Linked DNA regions of Homo sapiens: region 2 is linked to region 1. Evidence: chromatin loops called from intact Hi-C (ENCODE). Cell type or tissue: heart left ventricle. All regions are shown on one strand. Each heading gives the region's core, and the rest is flanking DNA. Links, peaks and the distances in the headings are about the cores only. Region 1 overlaps TRARG1 (trafficking regulator of GLUT4 (SLC2A4) 1 (gene/pseudogene)). Region 2 has its middle 24 kb from the start of BHLHA9.

Evidence for each region. Hi-C counts contacts between places; a loop is a spot of excess contacts. Peaks named below come from ENCODE experiments on the same cell type or tissue, not always from the same donor. Only the 100,000 strongest peaks of a DNase experiment are listed, where the experiment ranks them.
Region 2: it touches region 1 in a loop (6-fold over the local background); 2 of 110 quality-filtered maps call a loop at or near these places.

What each region holds. Positions count from the first base shown.
Region 1 is chr17:1,293,630-1,306,029 of GRCh38, reverse strand. It overlaps TRARG1 (trafficking regulator of GLUT4 (SLC2A4) 1 (gene/pseudogene)), which reads right to left. Exons shown (of 3, transcript NM_172367.3): 2 at 10,407-10,539; 3 at 5,052-7,779. The coding sequence ends at 7,766. Among named protein-coding and RNA genes, the nearest start is that of TRARG1, 20 kb to the right of the region's middle. RefSeq lists an enhancer at 6,628-7,222. In heart left ventricle, for the core only: no CTCF peak of the experiment used is centred there; a DNase peak (open chromatin) is centred at 10,524; H3K27me3 peaks cover 303 bases.
Region 2 is chr17:1,241,368-1,252,032 of GRCh38, reverse strand. No RefSeq gene overlaps it. Among named protein-coding and RNA genes, the nearest start is that of BHLHA9, 24 kb to the left of the region's middle. In heart left ventricle, for the core only: no CTCF peak of the experiment used is centred there; no DNase peak of the experiment used is centred there.

The DNA of each region.
Region 1 (12,400 bases), core at 7,401-12,400:
ATAGGGCATCACCCACCCTGGCCCGCACCCTCTCCCCTGAAGTTCTGACCACCTCCACCCTAAGCAGGCCCGTCAGTTACCCACCAATCTCCCCTTCCCAAGACCTTGGCAGCAGTGAAAGAAGCCATTTACTATAAACAATATCAGCGACAGCATCAACTTGTGTTTATGGAACTCATGCTGCAGTCAGGACCAGGCCGGCTTCTTCTCACCATAAACACGATCCACCTGATACACTGTTTCCATTCGACCCATGAAGAGGTGGAGGCGCAAAGAAGTTCAAGGGCCGGACACCCTGGCTCAGGCCTGTAATCCCAGCACTTAGGGAGGCTGAGGCGGGTGGATCACTTGAGGTTAGGAGTTTGAGACCAGCCTGGCCAACATGGTGAAACCCCGTCTCTAGTAAAAATACAAAAAAAAAAAATTAGCCGGGTGTGGTGCAGAAGCCTGTAGTCCCAGCTACTCGGGAGGTTGAAGCAGGGGAATCGCTTGAACCTGGGAGGCAGAGGTTGCAGTGAGCTGAGATCATACCGCTGCACTCCAGCCTGGCGATAGAGTGAGACTCTTTCTCAAAAAGAAAAAAAAAAGATGTTTAAGGATTCAGCATTTGAACTCCGGCTGCCTGACTCTGAGTCCCAGATGGCCAGGAGCACAGTGAGGATGGCCAGCCTGGTCCAGGGGCTGCAGGCAGCTCCATCCTGATGACATGGGTCGTTGCAATTCCAAAGCTGTGGGGCCTTTCCTGGGCCTGCCTTGTGGGCAGGAGGAGAAGCTTGAGATTCCGTACAGCCTCCCCCACAGAAGCACAGTAAGCAAAGAGGAGCCAACCCTGAGGGGCGAGGCGGGGAGGAGCTGGGCTGCACCTCGGCTCGCAATCTTCTGTGCTTCCTCGCTCTGATTAATTATTCATACCCACGACCAGGCAGCAGATCAATAATGCAGGAGCAGAAGCCCTGGCTGCCCCGCTTCCAGCTGACCGGCTGTGCTGCCACCTCCGGGAAAGGACCCCAACAAGGCGTAGCGGGCAGGTCTGCCCAGGACGGCCTCGCAGACTGTGCCCTGCTCAGGCAGTGCCCAGGACCTCTGAAATCCAACTACCCTCAGCACACCAGGCTGGGCGTCCAGCCGCAAACATCCCAGGAAGGGGAGGCGTTTGCAGTTTTCATGTTTTTGTCTGTATAGGAGGGCCCACTTTGCAGTCAGCACAAAGGCAGCATATGAACCTGGGCCAACTCCGGGAGCAGGAATTCCTGCCCCAGGACAGGGGTGCAAGAGGCCTCACAGCTTCCCAGGGTCCCTGCCCCCTCCTGCTTCCTCCAGGCCTAGAGTCTGGGGATGGAGACCAGGGAGAACCCAGGGTGTTGATTTTGGTTGTGAGTAGAAGTTTCCATCCAAGCAGCTCTGAGACACCCACTTGGCTCTCCTTCAACCCTGGGAAGGTTCTAGAAGGTCCAACATCCCCCAGAATTGCACTTTTGGGCCACGCCCACCCTGCCCTTCCAACTTCCTCCCCCCCACACAAAGGTGGTCTTCTCCACCTGGGCCACAGCCTCACTGTGACCACGCTGGATGTGGGTGCCGGCCTCTTCTGCTGTGAGACCCCCTTCCACACTTATCTGGGGTTTCTCTTATCCTTCTCTTGGTTTCTCAGTATTGCCTAGATGTTCTCAGTTTGTTACAATAAATTCTAGGATGAAGAAAGAAAGGAAGAGAGGGAGGGAGACAGAGGGATGGAGGATTATTCTTTTAGAGGTGAGATAAAGGCCCCACTGGCAGGTTTCAAGCCTGTAAGTGCCTCTCAGCTCCGTGGCTCTGCCTTTCTGGGACTGCAGGAAAGCCGGCCGGCCCCAAGGAACGCTGAGAGTGGAAGCTGCCTCAGGCATCTGATCAGAGCTGGTCCAACTTTCTTTCCTTCTTTCTTTCTTTCATTTTTGAGACAGACTCTTGCTCTGTCACCCAGGCTGGAGTGCAATGGTGCGATCTCAGCTCACTGCAACCTCTGCCTCCCGGGTTCAAGTGATTCTCCTGCCTCAGCCTCCTGAGTAGCTGGGATTACAGGCGCCTGCCACCATGCCTGGCTAATTTTTGTATTTTTAGTAGAGATGGGGTTTCACCATATTGGCCAGGCTGGTTTCGAACTCCTGACCTCGTGATCTGCCCGCCTCAGCCTCCCAAAGTGCTGGGATTACAGGGCTAGCGACTCTTCTGGCCTGGTCCAACTTTAAATTGCATACAAAGCACCTGAGGATCCTGTTAAAGGGCTGATTCTGATTGATAAGGCTAGGGTATGGCCTGAGCTTTCTGACAGCTCCAGGTGATGCCCATGCTGATGGTCCGGGGACCACACTTTGAGTAGCAAAAGCCTCTAGAGTCCAGACCGGTGGGGCCCAGGCTTGAGTGTCCATTGGGATCACCTGGAAGGCTTTTAAAACTCTGGTGTGCAAGCTGCACCCAGACCAATTAAGCCAGATTCACTAGCAGTGGCACCCAGGTAGTAGAATATTTTTTTTTTTTGAGACAGAGTCTCACTGTGTCGCTCAGGCTGGAGTATAATGGTGCGATCTCAGCTCACTGCAACCTCCACCTCCTGAATTCAAGTGATTCTCCTGCCTCAGCCTCCCAAGTAGCTGGGATTACAGGTACCCTCCACCATGCCCGGCTAATTTTTGTATTTTTAGTAGAAGACGGGGTTTTGCCATGTTGGCCAGGCTAATCTCGAACCCCTGACCATCCGCTCGCCTCGGCCTCCCAAAGTGCTGGCATTGCAGGTGTGAGCCACTGTGCCTGGCCGGTAGTAGGATTTTTTAAACATCTCAGGTGATTCCAGTGTGGCCAGGCCTGAAAAGCCTGCTCCAGACTGAGTCCCTCCTTTACACAGGGAGACTGAGGTTCAGAGGGAGGCCGTGGGCTGCCGGAGGTCACACAGCCAATGCCTGAAAGGCCTGGGACGGGGCCAGGTGCTCCTGGTTCCTGGACACAGGGGGCCGTCTCCTCTTTTGCATCAAGGAACGGGAAGGAGGCGAGGTAGGCCTGGGGCTGGAGGAGATCAGAATGTCGCGGTCAGCCTGGGGTGCCCAGAGCCTCCCAGATTGTGGGATGGGAGGAGCTGCCTGCTGAGCCCCAGGACGCGGCCTTCTGTGTGTCCAGCTCTCTGTCGGGCCTCCCACAGCCCATGGGCCTGCAGAGATCATGGACCTGTTTACCGACAGGGCGCCAGAGCCCCGGGTCCCAGAAGCACGTCTGTCATCGAAGCCTCCGCACGGTGAGACCCCCCTTTCCTCGTTTACTGATTGCAAAACACGTGCCCTCCTCCCAACCTGCTTTTAAACTTCTGAAATTGGTGTCCGACAAATGATCCCAAAGAAACTTCCAGGCCCCGATGCCAGGCCCCGATGCCTGCTGTGAAGGGGCGTGGACTTTCAGGCCCCCGATGCCTGCTGTAAAGGGGCCTGGCTGTCGCTGACAGAGGGTGTGTAGAAGGGTCCGGCTCACCTGAGTGTGGCTGTTGCTGACGTTACACTGGTGGCATTTCACCTTAATAATCACCTCCAGGTGGCTGGGCGCCGTGGCTCATGCCTGTAATCCCAGCACTTTGGGAGGCCGAGGCAGGTGGACCACCTGAGGTCAGGAGTTTGAGACCAGCCTGGCCAATATGGTGAAACCCCATCTCTAAAATGACAAAAATTAGCCGGTGTGGTGGCGGGCACCTATAATCCCAGCTACTTGGGAGGCTGAGGCAGGAGAATCGCTTGAACCTGGGAAGGCAGAGGTTGCAGTGAGCCGAGATCACGCCACTGCACTCCAGCCTGGACAACGAGAGCGAAACTCTGTCTCAAAAAACAAAACAAAACAAAAGTGTGTAAGGACACATGTACATCATATTTTTCAGTTCAATCAATGTTCGTTTTGAAGCTTGTCAGCTTCAACATATTGGTCAGGCTGGTCTCAAACTGGTGGCCTCAGGTGATCCGCCCGCCTCAGCCTCCCAAAGTGCTGGGAGCAGTTACAGGGTGTGGAAACAGTCAGCTCCCTTGGCAGAGCCCGCAGGCTTTTATGGTCTGGAGAGGCCCCTGTCACCGAGGCACGCTTCTCAAGGACTGTCCTGCTCTACTGGCTCCTGACTGTATGACCTTGGCTAAGCCCCTGGATCGCCTGAGTTTTATTTCTTCCCAGGAAAATGGGAGGATCCCTCGTGGAAGTGTTGTGAGGATTAAATGAGGTAATTCCAGCGGAGCAGGGAGCCCCGCGCCTGGCACACAGGAAGCGGCGCCGTGGCCTCCAGTCTGGATGGAAGGAGCTTCCGCTCACAGGGATCCTGCAACCTGGGAGGCTCCTGGTTGCTGGGGCCCCTCCCTCCCTCCTTCTACAGACTTGTCCTCAGCACCTGCTACGTGCCAGGCTCTGTACTGAACCCTGGGGACGCAGACACTTAGGGCAGGCTTCCTGGACCATGTGACTCCGACCTAAAGAAAACGCTCTAGGAAGGCAGAGAGTTGGTTGTTGGGGGTGGCAGTGAGTGTCCCAGTAGTGAGGCCAGCAGGGTGGGGAACCTGGTGGTCTAGGGACTGTCCCAGGAGGTCTGGGAGCCAGGAGCAGGAACATGGCTCAGCTCACTGCAGCTCCAACTTCTCTGACTCAAGTGATCTTCCCACCTCAGCTTCCTGAGTAGCTGGGACCTCAGGCGTGCAGCACCACGCCTGGCTGATTTTTAAATGTTTTCTAGAGACAGAGTCTCCTCATGTTGCAGGCTGGTCTCGAACTCTTGCCTGCCCTCTTCTCTCCAGGCCTGAGATCTATGCAGAAAGGACTGAAGGGAGATGAGACTGGCATTACCACTTATTTTACAGTTGGACAAACTGAGTCCCGGAGTGGACAAGTGACTTGCCCAGAGGAACGCCTTGAGTTGGCCACGGAGCCCCGATGTGCCAGGTTCCCAGTGCGCAGCCTCAGCCTGACCCTGGGGCCACAGGCGGAGTGGACTGCTCACCCCCGGATTGTTTGGAACCCCCTTGACCCCAGCAGCACAAACACACAGGCCAGAGGCGAGCACGTACATTCAGGTTTATTTATTTCCATGCTAAGACACACAGCGGCGTCACTGGTGTAGATGGTGAAGGCAGTGTGGGGTGGGTCTTGCTACTCCCTGTGGGACACAGGGAGAGGCTGGGTTAGTGCGTTAAGCCGGGCCACTGTGTTCATGCAGGTGGCGGCTAGAACCAAGATGGAGCCGGGACAGCAGGGCCACTGACCCCTCTGGCCTCCAGGCGGCGTGGGGCACGGGCTGTGGGGACCCTCCGTCCAGGTCCCCTGGTGTCCAGAATGGCTTTCTCCTCCAGGGCCCAAGCCCTTCTCCTGCTCTGTGCTCTGCGGGCCTCCGCCTCCTACACACACCTCGGGGGCCTCTGAGCTCTGTCCCTGGTGCCCTAGGAAACTCTCAAGTTATCCTCGCCTGCCTGGAAGAGCGCCCTGGCTGTGCTGTGCCCATTCCAGGGGCATCTGCAGTGGCTTCCCCTAAGCGGTGGCTGTGGCTGTCCTGGGTTCTGAGTGTGAACAAGCGTGTGTGTGTGTGTGTGTGTGTGTAGGAGTGCACGGCAGAGCCTATTTGTGTGGGTGTGAGAAGGTCTGGGCATGTGTGGCACTCCGAGGGCACCTAGAGTCCCTTCGGGTGTCATGTTCCTCCCGTGACAATCCCTCAACCATCGGTTCGTTTCTGTCCTCTCCCTGGGTTGCTGAGGCTGAGGACCCCGGGGGCCTGCCGGGAAAACGCCCACTCATCATCCCTCCTTCCAGAGCCAGAGCCTGTGCGTGGCCAGTTCCATCGACCTCGCCTCTCCCCTGTGTGACGTGACTTCACGAGGGACAGAAATACTCCGTGCTCACACCCTCCCCCAGCAAACAGGAGCATCTGTTTTGGTCTCAAAGATCCCATAAAGCAAACCCAACCAGTCCCTTCTGTATGAGCAGGAGAGGCTGGAGTTTATTCCCCAGGTGGGGACTGACGTAGGAACACCAGCCCCAAAGGACCAGCCCGGGCCCCCTGAGCCCTGCACCCCTGCCCTCTAGCAGTCACACGGGCTGTGGAAGGCTCAGAGCTCCAGCTGTGCATAGACCCAGGGCCCCTCCCTGTAGACAGAACCTCTGTACTGACCTGCTCTTCCCTTCCCCGGGCCTCTGAGGAGGGTGGGGAGGCGAACAAGGGCCTGGAGAGGAGGCAGGAGGGTCCTGATGGGACAAAGGATGCTGACTTCAACAGCTTTGGGCCACTCTGGGTGTGGCTGGGAGCCCTTCCCATGAAGGCATTGACTCTGGCTGTGAGGTGGGGCTGCCCAGGGCAGGAAAGCCTGGAGGTCTCCAGGGCCTGGGAGCTGCGGTCAGGAGGGTGGGCGGGGGCAGGAGAGGTGCCTGTGGCTGGAGCCTGGGCCAGGGAGAAGTGTAGGGAAAATCATGGGCCTGGAACGAAGGAAGAGGCCGAGGGCCCCACTTGGCTCCTTTCGGGGGTCCCATTAGGTCCTAAGATGAGAGGCCGTGGCGTCCAGGCCCCAGGCTCTGTACATGCAAGTGTATTCCCAAACCTGGTCCCCCGACTCTCCTGCAGACGGGGTCCTTCAGCTGAGCCCTTCCCTCGGTCTCAGGACGGTCAAACAACAGACCCCCATAAAAACTCTCTGACCCACGCCCTTGCAGGTGGCGCAAACGCCCCTGACAGCCTGGGACCCTTTGGGAAGTCCCCCCAGGGGTGGTCCCAAAGCCTCCTCCAGGGAAGGCCTCTGCTGTTTGTGGATGGCCAGGGGCCCAGGGCCAAGCACAGAGCATAGGGCTGGGCTGGAAGCCTGAAACTACCTAAGCAGCACCAGACGGAGCCCCAAGCTTGCACCCCAGGCCATCGCGGGGGCCACGGCAGGACGAGAGCTCAGACCTCGGCCCTCCCCGCTGGCTGACCTTGGCCAGGTCTGGTCCCAGGCTACAGCAGAAGTAGGAGGAAGAGGCAGACTGGCTTGTCCTGGGAGACATCCTGGGACCAGAGTCCTCGAGAGATGCTTCCGAAGCTGACAGGTGTGGGAAGAGGCGTGCGGGTCCTGCCATCCTGGTACCTGTCTTCACAGACACGCCTCTCGGCGCCACCACCTTGCAGCGGAGGATGTTAAGTGAGGCAGTTGCCTCCTTCCCGGGAGCTGCACCCCCCACAGGTGCCTGCCGGGGGAGGTCCCAGGCCTGTGCTGAGCACAGCTCCGCCTCTGCGCTCGGGGCCCTGGCTGGGATCACCGCGGGCGTGTGGCACGAAGCATGCAAACAGTCCATTCTTTCCCCGCTTGAGGAAAACACAAAAGATGGGGCCCCACGTCTTTGCTCCGAGTCCACAGACAGGAAGGAGCTCTGCTGCGTCTCTCCCCGCCAGCGTGTGTCTCGTTTGTGGGGCTGGGTTTTTTCCTCATTCATCCTGGCAGTTTTCGCTGCTTGGTGGAACCCAGGAAATTGTGGGAATGAGAAACAAGCCAGACTGCTGGGGTTGAGATCCCAGGACGCGTCCGGGAGAGTAAACCACGTTACCCATTGGGTTCGCTGTGCTTTCCTTCCTCGCTCCAGGCTTTCTTGTCAGATGGGGGCTGACAGTGGGTGACTGGGGGGTTTCCCTTTGAGTCTGTGCTTTTGGAACTTGGGGACAGGGGATGCTTGACAGTCAGCACCCTGGCCTCCCGCGGTGTGCAGGTCAGAGCTCTCCCGATGGCCAGGGCCGGCCTCTGCTAGCCCAGCTCCCTGCTTAAGTTTATTTCTTCTGAACTGTAAAGAAAAAAAACAGATATGGCAGAACAGGGCTCAGAACACTGGCTCTTCAAGTCCCTGACTGGAGGATTTGGGTTTCTGGTTCCCAGTGGGAAGTGGTAATAGGGATAAGGGGAGAAGGCTAAGGCTTGGGAACCTCTTTGGTTTGGAGCTCTTGGAGTAACTGAACTCCTGCCAGTAAGAGGACTGTGGCCTCAGTGACTGGCTCAGGTGGCACTGGGTCAGAGGTGGGCATGCAACCCTAGCTGAGCCAATCTGAATCAGTCCTGAGACTTTTGCTATCTAACTGTTGAGACTTCTTTCCCTGCTTAGTTACTGGACTGATTAAAATGTGCACCACTCTGGTCGGCTGCGGCAGCTCACGCCTGTCATCCCAGCACTTTGGGAGGCAGAGGCGGGCAGATCACCTGAGGTCAGGAGTTCGAGGCCAGCCTGACCAACGTGGTGAAACCCTATCGCTACTACAAATAACAAAAATTAACCGGGCGTGGTGGCACGTGCCTGTATTCCCAGCTACTCAGGAGGCTGAGGCAGGAGATTCGCTTGAACCTGGGAGACAGAGGTTGCAGTGAGCCGAGATTGTGCCATTGCACTCTAGCCTGGGCGACAGAGCAAGACTCTGTCTGGGGAAAAAAAAAAAAAAAAAAAAAAAAAAGTCCTGGCTAAAATAACAAGCAGCAGCAGGATGGAGACCAAGGCGTCATTTGGTGAGACGGAGGCTAATGTCCTGGGCTGGTGGGCTCCTGCCTTGCATGTACCTGCATGTCAATCAGACTCACTCATGGAGGAAACTGTCACACACGCTCCAATTCACACAGTGAGAAAGTGTGGGACCTGGATTCTGAAGCTGGGCACGCTGATTCCAAACCCGAACGCTTCCCTCTCCTAAGTGGCCAAGGTTGCTGGCGGCCCCACAGCTGAACCCCAGGCTTTCGGTCCCAAGCTCAAGTTGGGCACCCCACACTCTAGACCAGTGCCTCCCAACGTTGACGGTTGGGCTGGGAGTCTTATTAAAGTCCAGATTCCAATCCGGTTCAGGGATGGAGCCTGGAGTTCTGCGTTTCTGACACATTCCTCGATAATCCCGTCACAGGTCCAGGGAGCACAGTTTGAGCAGCGAGGTCTTTAGGGGAAAAGCTTAGGGTTCATTGAAATGGGCAGAGATCCTTGGGGACTTCCTGATGTACGTGTATGAAAGGAAGAAAATCGGCAGTTCAGACCCGGATGACCCCCCAAAGTCACCTCACCAAGCTGCATGGGTTTCTTGAACAGCAGAGAGTCACCTTTGAAAATGGTTCCCCTGGGCCAGGCGCGGTGGCTCATGCCTGTCATCCCAGCACTTTAGGAGGCCGAGGCTGGTGGATCACCTGAGGTCGGGAGTTCGAGACCAGCCTGGCCAACGTGATGCAACCCCATCTCTACTAAAAATACAAACTTAGCCGGGCGTGGTGGCAGGCGCCTGTAATCCCAGCACTTTGGGAGGCTGAGGCGGGAGGATCACCTGAAGTCAGGAGTTTGAGACCAGCCTGACTGATATGATGAAACCCCATCTCTACTAAAAATACAAAATCAGCTGGGTGCGGTGGTGGGCACCTGTAAGCCCAGCTACTCGAGAGGCTGAGACAGGAGAATCACTTGAACCTGGGAGGTGGAGGTTGCAGTGAGCTGAGATCATGCCACTGCAGTCCAGCCTGGGCAACAGAATGAGACTCCATCTCAAAAAAAAAAAAAGAAAGAGAAAATGGTTCCCCTGGGCTGGGCGTGGCGGCTCACACCTGTCATCCCAGCATTTTAGGCGGCCAAGGTGGGTGGATAACCTGAGGTCAGGAGTTCGAGACCAACCTGGCCAACATGATGAAACCGTCTCTACTAAAAATACAAAAATTAGTCGGGCGTGGTGGCTGGTGCCTGTAATCCCAGCTACTCAGGAGGCTGAGGCAGGAGAATCACTTGAACCCGGAAGGCGGAGGTTGCAGTGAGCCGAGATCGCACCACTGCACTCCAGCCTGGGCAACAAGAGTGAAACTCCATCTCAAAAATAAAGTTAATTAATACAAAATAATAAAAAATGTTTCCCCTGGTTGGATGACTTCACCGGGCCACCTATGGGTGCCCACAGAAGGGTCACCTACTTTTTGAATTCTACCATATGCACTGCTTGCTTCTGGGGTTCCCCGGCTGACTGCAGGGATTTTAGTGTTTACAAAGCACAGTCACGTCCTTTATCTCGGGTGATGCTCACAAAAGCCTCTGCTGGAGGCTCTTTCCTGCCACTTGATACCAGGAAACACTGAGGCTCAGCTAGTCAGGAACCGACCCTGGTCCCAGGCCCATCAGAGCTGAAGCTGGAGCTCCTGTCCTCTGACTCCGAGGCTGTGCACTTTCCACACCCTTTCCATCAGTTCACTCTCTGGGCATAAGACAAGTCTGCCAGCCCATCCCCACTCATCTGGTCCCTCCTGGGAACTGGGGCACTTTATGGACTGGGAGGATAAGGCCGGGGCCCCCACCAGCCCTTCTCCTTCCCCCAACCCACCACCTCTGCCCCTGAGGCTGGGTACACCCTTGAGCAGTCCTCACACCAGGCAAGCTGGCTTCCTCCTCTCCAAGGAGCTGGGTCTCACCTGTGAAGTTGACGGTCACGGCCACCATGATAATGACGATGCCCATGATGATGAGGGTAATGCTGAGCAGCCGAGCCAGGCGGCCCAGCCTCCGGGCGCCGTCCACGTTGCCCTGTTGCATGCTGCTTCGAGACTGCGGAGAGAGCACAGAGAGACCCCGGGAACCGGGAAGGCTGTGGGTCAGCTTCATGGGCCTCAGCAGGCAGCCCTGGGGTGGCCCTGAGCCTGGGCCTCCAGACACATCCCGTCCCCATGGCAGCCCACACTCTAGGGGAGAGGAAGAGGGCTGTCCCCGGAGAAGTGGCCAGGGCCTCTTGTGCAGACCCCTAACCACGCCTGTCCCTCACCAGCTGGGGACAGCTGGGAGCAGAACCCAGCAAAGCCTGGCACTTCTTCTCAGGGCGGTGGAGGAGGTGGCGGTGGCAGGCTAGAGACCGAGGGCCTGAGAAGGTGGACCAGGTCCAGGCCAACTGGCAAGAACAGACAGGCCAGGTGCCCCCGGACCCCAGCGCAAGCCTCAATTCTGCAGCGGCTTTGGGATCCCAAGACAGCCCCTGGGCTCTTCCTACAGCCTGACACGCTGGCCTCCTCTCCTCTGTAAGCACCCCCCACCCCTGCCTCCATAAAAAGAGACATTGTCAGCCGGGCGCAGCGGCTCATGCCTGTAATCCCAGCACTTGGAGAGGCTGAGGCGGGCAGATCATGAGGCCAGGAGTTTGCGACCAGCCTGACCAACATGGTGAAACCCCATCTCTACTAAAAATACAAAAATTAGCTGGGCGTGGTGGTGCACCCCTATAATCCCAGCTACTCAGGAGGCTGACGCAGGAGAATCGCTTGAACCCAGGAGGTGGAGGTTGCAGTGAGCCAAGATTGTGCCACTGCACCCTAGCCTGGGAGACAGCAAGACTCCGTCTCAAAAAAAAAAAAAAGAGTTTGAGACCAGTTTGGCCAATACGGTGAAACCCCGTCTCTAATAAAATACAAAAATTAGCTGGGCATGGTGGTGTGCACCTGTAGTCCCAGCTACTCAGGAGGCTGATGCAGGAGAATTGCTTGAACCCCAGAGGTGGAGGTTGCAGTGAGCCAAGATTGCGCCATTGCACTCCAGCCTGGTGACACAGTGAGACTGCCTCAAAAAAAAAAAAAAAAAAAGACACTGTCTTCACAGCCTCCATTTCCCACCCAAGAACCACATCCTCGTTCAATCAAGCCCACTTCCCGGATCACACAAAAGAATGAATGGCCTCGTGGTTGCCTGGGGAGACCAGGACTGGGTGGAGTCATGTGGCTTCACGGGGGCCTTGTTTTATGTATCACTCCTCGGTGAGCTCTGTTCTTCCTGAACCTAGTTCAACGGCTAAAACGGATGAGGGTGGGGACAGAGAGGGTCCTAGGAGGGTCCCGGGATGACTTGGTAGGAGGTGGAGCCCAAGCATCTCTAAGGGTCCTGTGTCCCTCCCTCCCTAGAACAGGCACACGCAGGAGTCCTCTGATGGTGTGGCTGATTTCAGGGCCTCAGAGAAGTCCTTGGTTACTTTATTTTCTGATTATTTGAGGCTCCTGAGTTCAACATGGAAATGCAGTTAAGTGTGATGAAGATGATGACAAAGAAGAAGACGATGATGATGATTTTACTTCATGCCAGGCAGCTTGCTAAGGACTGTACCTAGATTACCTCCTTTAGCCTCAGAATCACCCTAGGAGGTTGGCAATGCAGCCCCACCTCCCTGAGGAAGAAACTGAGTGTCAGAGCTGTGCCCCTCCCTCTCTGTGTTCTCTCTCTGCAGGTGCCCTCTTGGGGTCCTGTTCTCTTCACTGCTCAAAATTCTGACCAGCCTGCACCCAGCCCTGCACTTCCATTCCAAGCTCCGTCTGGGACAGCGTGACATCATCAAATTCAACCTGTGACATCATCAAACTCAACCCACAACATCAAACTCAACTCATGACATCATCAAACCCAGCCCATGACATCATCAAACCCAACCTGC
Region 2 (10,665 bases), core at 4,540-9,539, 51 kb after region 1:
TTAGAAAGAAAGGGAACAGATGGGTTTATAGTAATTCATATTCTTTCTCCTCACGGCGGGAATCAGAGATTAAATCAGTGGGTAACCAAGACTGGCTGCCATGGAGTTCTGCTCCGTTCCTAATTCCCCTGGAAGGTAGGGAGGATGGTTGAGGGGCGGTGGGGTTGGAGCAGGGCAGTGTGGTGGGGAGTGGGTCAGCCTTGGTAGATTTGCCTCTGGGGGTTTAGTTTCTGCCTTTTGGAGGAACAAGGAGAGGCTAATATTCTCTCTCTCTCTTTTTTTTTTTTGAGTCTTGCTCTGTCGCCCAGGCTGGAGTGCAACAGCGAGATCTCAGCTCACTGCAACCTCCGCCTCCCGGGTTCAAGTGATTCTCGTGCCTCAGCCTCCCGAGTAGCTGGGACTACAGCGTGCACCCACTCCCGGCTAATTTTTGTATTTCTAGTAGAGATGGGGTTTCAACATGTTGGCCAGGCTGGTCTCGAACTCTTGACCTCGTGATCCACCTGTCTCGGCCTCCCAAAGTGCTGGGATTACAGGCGTGAGCCATGGTGCCTGGCCGGCAGTGATCTTGATCCCCACCCTCTTCCCCAGGGTTGGGGTGCGGGGGTGAGTTCCAATTCAGATGTCTTCCATCTTCTCTTATTTTGAAGCCCCTTCCTTTGAAAACAGGACACTTTGCAAAGGTCACTTGTAACCAGAGGCTTTCTGGTTGTGTGTTAAGGGTTTTTCTGAGTGAGCTTTCCCAGAAGGGGAGATGAGAAAATAGCCTATTAATAAATAGCACGTTGTTCTAAAAGAGTTAGGGGCTTCTGGCCAGGCGTGGTGACTCACACCTGTAATCCCAGCACTTTGGGAGGCCGAGACAGCTGGATCACGAGGTCAGGAGATCGAGACCATCCTGGCTAACACAGTGAAACTCTGTGTCTACTAAATATACAAAAAATTAGCCCGGCGTGGTGGCGGACGCCTGTAGTCCCAGCTACTCGGGAGGCGGAGGCAGGAGAATGGGGTGAACCTGGAAGGCGGAGCTTGCAGTGAGCCGAGATGGCGCCACTGCACCCAGCCTGGGAGACAGAGCGAGACCCTGTCTTAAAAAAAAAAAAAAAAAAAGAGTTAGAGGCTTCTGTTGTTATTGGGGAATTGTTTGTTTGTTTTGATTTTGCAAAACCTGAGTGTGGATCTGATGCTCCGCCTCCCCATCTTGCCTTCATCCTTATGCTTAACAATCCCATTTACTCCACTCTAGGAGTAATCAAAGATGTACAACCCTCTGCCTGTGGGGGAGAACAGCACAGATAAGAAGCGCAGAATCGGGAATTGTTTTCTGATGAGCAAATGTCAAATTTTATCGATGAGCTTTGGGGATGAGAGAAAGGGTTATCATGATAGCCTGAAGCAACTTAGATTCATTGCTCTGGATCTCTGATGGCAGAATACATGTTTGGGAAGTGATTCCACACGCAAATTTTGGTCTCTGAAAAAGGCTAGAGCAAGAAATAAATACAAGAAAAGGCATTAAAGCTTTTTACTCCAGTAACAACAAAAACCAAAAATTTAATTTTTGTAATTTCATGTTATTGAAAATCTACTCCAACTACATGTTTTGTTATTTTTTAAGCACATAATTGCTGCAGCGGCAGCTGTGTGCACTGGAGGGAATGGAATTCCGTCTGTCGTTCACGTGACTTTTCTTCCCCTCCACAGCCCCCAGCAAGGGTCCCCATGATCTTCCCTCCACAGCACCCAGCAAGGGTCCCCATGATCTTCCCTCCACAGCCCCCAGCAAGGGTCCCCATGATCTTCCCTCCACAGCCCCCAGCAAGGGTCCCCATGATCTTCCCTCCACAGCCCCCAGCAAGGGTCCCCATGATCTTCCCTCCACAGCCCCCAGCAAGGGTCCCCATGATCTTCCCTCCACAGCCCCCAGCAAGGGTCCCCATGATCTTCCCTCCACAGCCCCCAGCAAGGGTCCCCATGATCTTCCCTCCACAGTCCCCAGCAAGGGTCCCCATGATCTTCCCTCCACAGTCCCCAGCAAGGGTCCCCATGAACACAATTAAAACCACTGCACTAGGGGCCGGGCGCGGGGGCTCACGCCTGTAATCCCAGCACTTTGGGAGGCCGAGGCAGGTAGATCACGAAGTCAGGAGATCGAGACCATCCTGGCTAATACGGTAAAACCCCGTCTCTACTAAAAATACAAAAATTAGCCAGGCGTGGTGGCGGGCACCTGTAGTCCCAGCCACTTGGGAGGCTGAGGCAGGAGAATCGCTTAAATCCAGGAGGCGGAGCTTGCAGCGAGCGGAGATCACGCCACTGTACTCCAGTGTGGGCGACAATGCAAAATACAGTCTCAAACACACACACAAAAAAAGATGGGAATTCTACCAAACCTTTCAAGAGAAGATAATACCAGGGCTATTTAAATTGTTCCAAACTATAGGAAAAGAAGAAAAACTTCCAAAATCTTTTAAAAGGATGAGCACAAGACTGGTACCAAACCCAGGAAAGATTCCCCTAAAAATATAAATGTAGAAATATCTCAGGCATTAACATTAATGCAAAAAGTACACATTCAATATTAGTAAACGGAATATAGCATATTTATTTATTTATTATTTTATTTTATTATTTTTTTGAGACTGAGTCTCGCTCTGTTGTCCAGGCTGGAGTGCCGTGGCACGATCTCGGCTCACTGCAACCTCCACCTCCTGGGTTCAAGTGATTCTTCTGCCTCAGCCTCCCATGTAGCTGGGATTACAGGCGCCCGCCACCATACCCTGTTAATGTTTGTATTTTTAGTAGAGATGGGGTTTCACCATGTTGGCCAGGCTGGTCTTGAACTCCTGACTTCAGGTGATCTGCCCACCTCAGCCTCTCAAAGTGCTGGGATTACAGGTGTGAGTCACCATGCCCGGTCTAATTTTTTTTTGAGATGGAGTCTCGCTCTCGCTGTGTCGCCCAGGCTGGAGTGCAGTGGCGAGATCTTGGCTCACCGCAACCTCTGCCTCCTAGGTTCAAGTGATTCTCCTGCCTCAGCCTCCTGAGTAGTTGAGACTACAAGTCTGTGCCACCACACTTGGCTAATTTTTGTATTATTAGTAGAGACGGGGTTTTACCATATTGGCCAGGCTGGTCTTGAACTCCTGATCTTGTGATCTGCCCGCCTTGGCCTCCCAAAGCCGGGATTACAGGTGTGAGCCACCATGCCCGGCTAGCCTAATTTTTTTTTTTTTTAGATGAGGTCTCACTCTGTCACCCAGGTTGGAGGACAGCAAGGTGATCTTGGCTCACTGCAACCTTTGCCTCCTAGGCTCAAGCGATCCTCTCACCTCAGCCTCCCAAGTAGCTGGGACTAGGGGAGTGTGCCGCCACCCCTGGCCTGCATATTTAAGTTAACATATCATGGCTGGGCGTGGTGGCTCACACCTGTAATCCCAGCACTTTGGGAGGCCGAGGCGGGTGGATCATCTGAGGTCAGGAGTTAGGGACCAGCCTGGCCAACATGATGAAACTCCATCTCTACTAAAAATACAAAAAATTAGCGTAAGCCTGTAATCCCAGCTACTTGGGAGGCTGAAGCAGGAGAATCACTTGAACCCAGGAGGTGGAGGCTGTAGTGAGCTGAGATTGCACCATTGCACTCCAGCCTGGGCAACAAGAGTGAAACTCCGTCTCACACACACAAAAAAATAATAAAATTAACATGTTATGACCATGTGGTGTTTATTCTGAGAGAATTCAAGGATGGTTCATCACATGAAACTTTACCACAATAACCCAGAAATTCCTCTTCTGGTACTAGCGGATTAGATAATTTAGGACAATTCTTTCCTTGAAGAGAAATTTAAATACTGGACAGAATAACAAAAACACTATCCAAAGCCTCAAAGAGTTAACAGGATAAGGATCAGTTACTGGAGATGTTAGAAATGAAGATTGATGGGCTGGGCGCGGTGGCTCACGCCTGTAATCCCAGCACTTTGGGAGGTGGAGGCGGATGGATCACGAGGTCGGGAGATCGAGACCATCCTGGCTAACATGGTGAAACCCCGTCTCTACTAAAAATACAAAAAATAGCCCTCTCCCTCTCCCTCTCCCTCTTTCTCCCTCTCCCTCTCCCCACGGTCTCCCTCTCCCTCTCTTTCCACGGTCTCCCTCTGATGCCGAACCGAAGCTGGACTGTACTGCTGCCGTCTGGGCTCACTGCAACCTCCCTGCCTGATTCTCCTGCCTCAGCCTGCCGAGTGCCTGCGATTGCAGGCGCGCGCCGCCACGCCTGACTGGTTTTCGTATTTTTTTGGTGGAGACGGGGTTTCGCTGTGTTGGCGGGGCTGGTCTCCAGCTCCTAGCCGCGAATGATCCGCCAGCCTCGGCTTCCCGAGGTGCCGGGATTGCGGACGGAGTCTCGTTCACTCAGTGCTCAATGGTGCCCAGGCTGGAGTGCAGTAGCGTGATCTCGGCCCGCTACAACCTCCACCTCCCAGCCGCCTGCCTTGGCCTCCCAAAGTGCCGAGATTGCAGCCTCTGCCCGGCCGCCACCCCGTCTGGGATGTGAGGAGCATCTCTGCCTGGCCGCCCATCATCTGGGATGTGAGGAGCCCCTCTGCCTGGCTGCCCAGTCTGGAAAGTGAGGAACGTCTCTGCCCGGCCGCCATCCCATCTAGGAAGTGAGGAGCGTCTCTGCCCGGCCACCCATTGTCTGAGATGTGGGGGCGCCTCTGCCCCGCCACCCCGTCTGGGATGTGAGGAGCGTCTCCGCCCGGCAGCCACCCCATCCGGGAGGTGAGGGGCGCCTCTGCCTGGCCGCCCCTACTGGGAAGTGAGGAGCCCCTCTGCCCGGCCAGCCGCCCCATCCGGGAGGGAGGTGGGGGGTCAGCCCCCCCGCCCGGCCAGCCCCCCCATCCGGGAAGTGAGGGGCGCCTCTGCCCGGCCGCCCCTACTGGGAAGTGAGGAGCCCCTCTGCCCGGCCACCACCCCGTCTGGGAGGTGTGCCCAGCGGCTCATTGAGAACGGGCCATGATGACAGTGGCAGTTTTGTGGAATAGAAAGGCGGGAAAGGTGGGGAAAAGATTGAGAAATCGGATGGTTGCCGTGTCTGTGTAGAAAGAGGTAGACACGGGAGACTTTTCATTTTGTTCTGTACTAAGAAAACTTCTTCTGCCTTGGGATCCTGTTGATCTGTGACCTTACCCCCAACCCTGTGCTCTCTGAAACATGTGCTGTGTCCACTCAGGGTTAAATGGATTAAGGGCGGTGCAAGATGTGCTTTGTTAAACAGATGCTTGAAGGCAGCATGCTCGTTAAGAGTCATCACCACTCCCTAATCTCAAGTACCCAGGGACACAAACACTGCGGAAGGCCTCAGGGTCCTCTGCCTAGGAAAACCAGAGACCTTTGTTCACATGTTTATCTGCTGACCTTCCCTCCACTAGTGTCCTATGACCCTGCCAAATCCCCCTCTGCGAGAAACACCCAAGAATGATCAATTAAAAAAAAAAAAAAGAAATTGAAAAAAAAAATACAAAAAATAAAATAAAATAAAATAAAAAATCTTAGGGGGAAAAAAAGGTAAAAAAAAAAAAAAAAAAGAAATGAAGACTGATGAGCAAAGCACTCGGAATCACTTTCTCCAGAAATATTTGATGAAGGTCTAAGATGTCCTTTTTTTTTGAGACAGTCTCACTCCATCGCCCAGGCTAGAGGGCAGTGGAGAAATGATCTCGGCTCACCACAGCCTCCGCCTCCAGAGTTCAAGAGATTCTCCTGCCTCAGCCTCCCAAGTAGCTGGGATTACAGGCGTGAGCCACCATGCTTGGCTGATTTTTGTATTTTTAATAGAGACGGAGTTTCACCATGTTGTCCAGGCTGGTCTCGAGCTCCTGACCTCAGGTGATCCACCCGCCTCGGCCTCCCAAAGGGCTGGGATTACAAATGTGAGCCACTGTGCCTGGCTTTTTTTTTTTTTTTTTTTTTTGAGATAGGGTTTTACGCTGTCACCCAGGCTGGAGTGCAGTGGCATGATCACAGCTCACTGCAGCTTCGACATCCTAGGCCCAAGCGATCCTCCCACTTCAACCTCCTGAGTAGCTGGGACTACAGGCGTGCAGCACCATGCCCAGATCATTTTTCATTTTATTAGAAACTGAGATGTCGCTGGGTTGCCCAGGCTGGTCTTGAATTCTTGGGCTCAGGAAGTCCTCCTGTCTTGGCCTCCCAGAATGCTGGGCTTACAGGTGTGAGCCACCACACCCTGCCTAGTTTACTTTCTTAATATGTAGTATTGAAACAGCTGTATCAAAAAACAAAGTTAGAGCCATACTTACTGCATATGAGCAGAAATTCCAATTGGATCAAAGATTAAAATGCAAAAAAACAAAAAGAAAATATAAAAACATGATTTTATGAGTGCAGAGTAAGGCCTTTCTTACCATATCACAATATCAAAAATCCACCAAAAAGAAATCAGTAAATTTGGCTAAATAAAAAAGTCTGCAGGGAAATTGTAAAGTTCCATGGTTTGATTGTTTATTCCCTCCACAACTCATGTTGAAATTTAATTGCCATTGTAACAGTTTTTTTTTTTTTTTTGAGGAGTCTCACTCTGTTGCCCAGGCTGAAGTCCGATAGCACGATCTCAGCTCACTGCAACCTCCACCTCCTGGGTTCAAGTGATTCTCCTGCCTCAGCCTCCTGAGTAGCTGGGATGACAGGCGTGCGCCACCACGTCTGGCTAATTTTTGTATTTTTAGTAGAGATGGGGTTTCACTGTATTGGTCAGGCTAGTCTTGAACTCCTGGCGTCAGGTGATCCGCCCACCTCGGCCTCCCAAAGTGCTGGGATTACAGGTGTGAGCCACCGCACCCGGCCTGTAACAGTGTTCAACAGTGTTCGGAGGTAGGACTTTTAAGAGGTGATTAGGCCAGGAGGGCTTCACCCTTGTGTGTAGGCTTAACGCTATATCTTATAAAAGGGCTTTGCCCTCATCTGTAGTGGATTAATGCCATCATTGTATAAAAGGGTACGTCTGGGGCCCTGTTGCTGCTTGCCTCTCCGCCCTCTGCCGTGTGAGTAACACGCTCCCTCTCCCTGGATGATGAACTTACAAGGCTCTGTCTTGGAAGCAGAGATCAGGCCCTCACCTGGCACTAGGCCCGTCGCTGCTTTTTGCTTTCCAGAACTGTGCATTTCTGTTAGTTATACATGTCCCAGTCTCAGGTATTGTTACAGCAGCACAAAATGGACTAATGCAATAAGCAAAGTCAAATGATAAACGACAAGTTTGGAAAAATATTTTCAACTCATATCACAGGCAAAGAGCTAAGTTCTCTGGTATTTAAAGAATTCCTACAAATGGATAAGAAAAAGATTAACAGCCCAAGAGGAAAATGGGCAAAAGACTTAAATAGATGGGCCGGGTGCGGTGGCTTACCCTTTCATCCCAGCACTTTGGGAGGCCGAGGCGGGTGGATCACTTGAGGTCAGGAGTTTGAGACCAGCCTGGCCAACATGGCAAAACCCGGTCTCTACTAAAAATACAAAAATTAGCCAGGTGTGGTGGTGGGCGTCTGTAATCACAGCTACTCGGGAGACTGAGGCAGTAGAATCGCTTGAACCTGGGAGACAGAGGTTGCAGTGAGCCGAGATGGTGCCATTGCACTCCAGCCTGGGCGACAGAGCGAGACTGCATCTTGGGAGAAAAAAAAAAAAAAAAAAGATTTCCACAGAAAAAAGAGAAATGGCTCTTATTATGAAAACATTCTTAAGCCAGTCATAATAAGATAAATGCAAATTAAAACTATATTGATATATCATTTTCATGTGTTATACTAGTAAAATTCCAAAATTTGATATCACACTGCATGGGCCAGGGCATAAGAAAACAAGCACTCTCAGACATTGTTGGTGGGGGGGTACATTGACACCATGCCTCAAGGGCAGTTAGTATTTAGCTGGGCATGGTGGCACATGCCCAGCTACTTAGGAGACTGAGGCAGGAGAATTGCTTGAACCTGGGAGGCGGAGGTTGCAGTGAGCTGAGATCGCACCGTTGCACTCCAGCCTGGGCAACAAGAGCGAAACTCCGTCTAAAAAAAAAAAAAAAGCCTCAAACTCCTGGGCTCAAATGATCCTCCTGCCTTAGCCTTCTGAGGAGCTGGCACTACAGGTGCTGGTCTGGAACTCCTGGGCTCAAGCAATCCTCCTGCCTCGGCCTGCCATAGCGCTGGGATTATAGGCATGAGCCACCACGCCCGCAGAGAGTTCTGTGAGGGTCCTTACGTCAACCCAGAACAGACATTTTTGTTTGCCTGCTCCTTTTTTCTTGCCAACAAGGCTCTGATTTCTCATGGGGAAATTAACGCTTCCCAGGTTCTCAGCCATGTGGTTTAGGTGCAATTAACCTGCGCCCTCAGCTCCAGGGATAGATGCTAGTTGGCTTACGGCAGTGCCCCTGGCAGCAGTGATTGGTTTAAAATAGAACGAGACCATCCTGGCTAACAAGGTGAAACCCTGTCTGTACTAAAAATTCAAAAAATTAGCCGGGCACGGTGGTGCAACCTCTGCCTCCAGGGTTCAAGCGATTCTCTTGTCTCAGCCTCCTGAGTAGCTGGGATTACAGGTTCCTGCCACTGGGCCCTGCTAATTTTTATAGTTTTAGTAGAGATGGGGTTTCACCATGTTGGCCAAGACTGCGCCACTGCACTTCGGCCTGGGCAACAGAGCAAGACTCCGTCTCAAAAAAAAAAAAGAAGAGGCCGGGCGCGGTGGCTCACATCTGTAATCCCAGCACTTTGGGAGGCCGAGGCGGGTGGATCACAAGGTCAGGAGATGGAGACCATCCTGGCTAACTCGGTGAAACCCCGTCTCTACTAAACAAAATACAAAAAATTAGCCGGGCGCGGTGGCAGGTGCCTGTAGTCCCAGCTACTCGGGAGGCTGAGGCAGGAGAATGGCGTGAACGCGGGAGGCGGTGCTTGCAGTGAGCCGAGATGGCGCCACTGCACTCCAGCCTGGGCGACAGGGCGAGACTGTCTCAAAAAAAAAAAAAAAAAAAAAAGAAGAAAATAAGCCAGGTGCAATGGCTCATACCTGTAATCCCAGCACTTTGGGAGGCCAAGTAGGGTGGATCATTTGAGCCCAGGAGTTAGAGACCAGCCTGGGCAACATGGTGAAACAAACCAGAAAACCAAACTACCAAAAAAAAACCAAAAAACAAAAACTAGCAAAAAAAATTAGCCAGGCTCGGTGTTGCACATCTGAAGTCCCAGCTACTAGGGAGGCTGAGGTGGGAGGGTCCCTTGAACCCAGGAGGTTGAGGCTGCAGTGAGCAGTGAGTGAGCCACTGTACTCCAGCCTGGGCGACAGATTGAAACTGTCTCAAAATAAATAAATTGGGGGCTGGGCATGGTGGCTCACACTTATAATCCCAGCACTTTGGGATGCTGAAGCAGGAGGATCACTTGAAGCAAGGGGTTCGACACCAGCCTGGGCAACATAGCAAGACCTTGTCTCTACAAAAAATAAAAAATTAGCCAAAGCAAGTCTCTCTGTCAGTCTCTCTCTCTCTCTCTCTGTCTCTCTCTTTAAGTTCCAGTTGGAGAACTACCAAAGTGGACCTAGTTCCCCCAGGGAGAGGTGCCAGAATCGAGAGAGATGTTCATTTTTTTTTTTTTTTTTTGAGATGGAGTCTCGCTCTGTCACCCCGGCCGAGATGTTCATTTTTTATCTTATATAATTCTGGATTCTTCCAGTTTTCTTTCACAAGCCCTTATTGCTTTTGTAATTTAGAAAATGTGGAAAACAGAAGTTGCACATGAGACCTTTGCTTGCTTGTTTCTAGAAAGAGAGGCGTGGAATTGGCAGAGCCCTGGCAGCGTGATGAGGAAACAGACCCCATTCTGCAGTAATTAGAAAACGTCATGATACAATGCCACGTGAAGCACACACCAGCACCTGGCAAAACGCTCAACCTGGATCAAATTACTGGGAAACATCAGATGGGTCCAGATTACGCAGGACACTCTCCATGACGACTGGCCTGGAATCCTCAAAAACAGCAATGCTGTGAAAGACATAAATAAAACAGAAAAAAAGGTAGGAGGGCCAGGCGCAGCGGCTCACGCCTGTAATCCCAGCACTTTGGGAGGCTGAGGCAGGTGGATCACGAGGTCAGGAGTTCAAGACCAGCCTGGCCAAAATGGTGAAACTCTGTCTCTACTAAAAATACAAAAAATTAGCCAGGTGTGGTGGCACATGCCTGTAATCCCAGCTACTCAGGAGGCTGAGGCAAGAGAATCACTTGAACCCAGGAGGCGGAGGTTTCAGTGAGCCAAGACTGAGCCATTGCACTCCAGCCTGGGCGACAGAGCGAGACTCCATCTCAAAGAACAACAACAAAAACCAGGCACAGTAGCTCACGCCTGTAATCCCAGCACTTTGGGAGGCCAAGGTGGGCAGATCACGAGGTCAGGGGTTCGAGACCAGCCTGACAAACATGGTGAAACTCCATCCCTACTAAAAATACAAAAATTAGCCGAGTGTGGTGGCGCACACCTGTAGTCCCAGCTACTTGGGAGGCTGAGGCAGGAGAATTGCTTGAACCCAGGAGACAGAGGCTGCAGTGAGCCGAGATTGTGCCACTGCACTCCAGCCTGGCCAACAGAG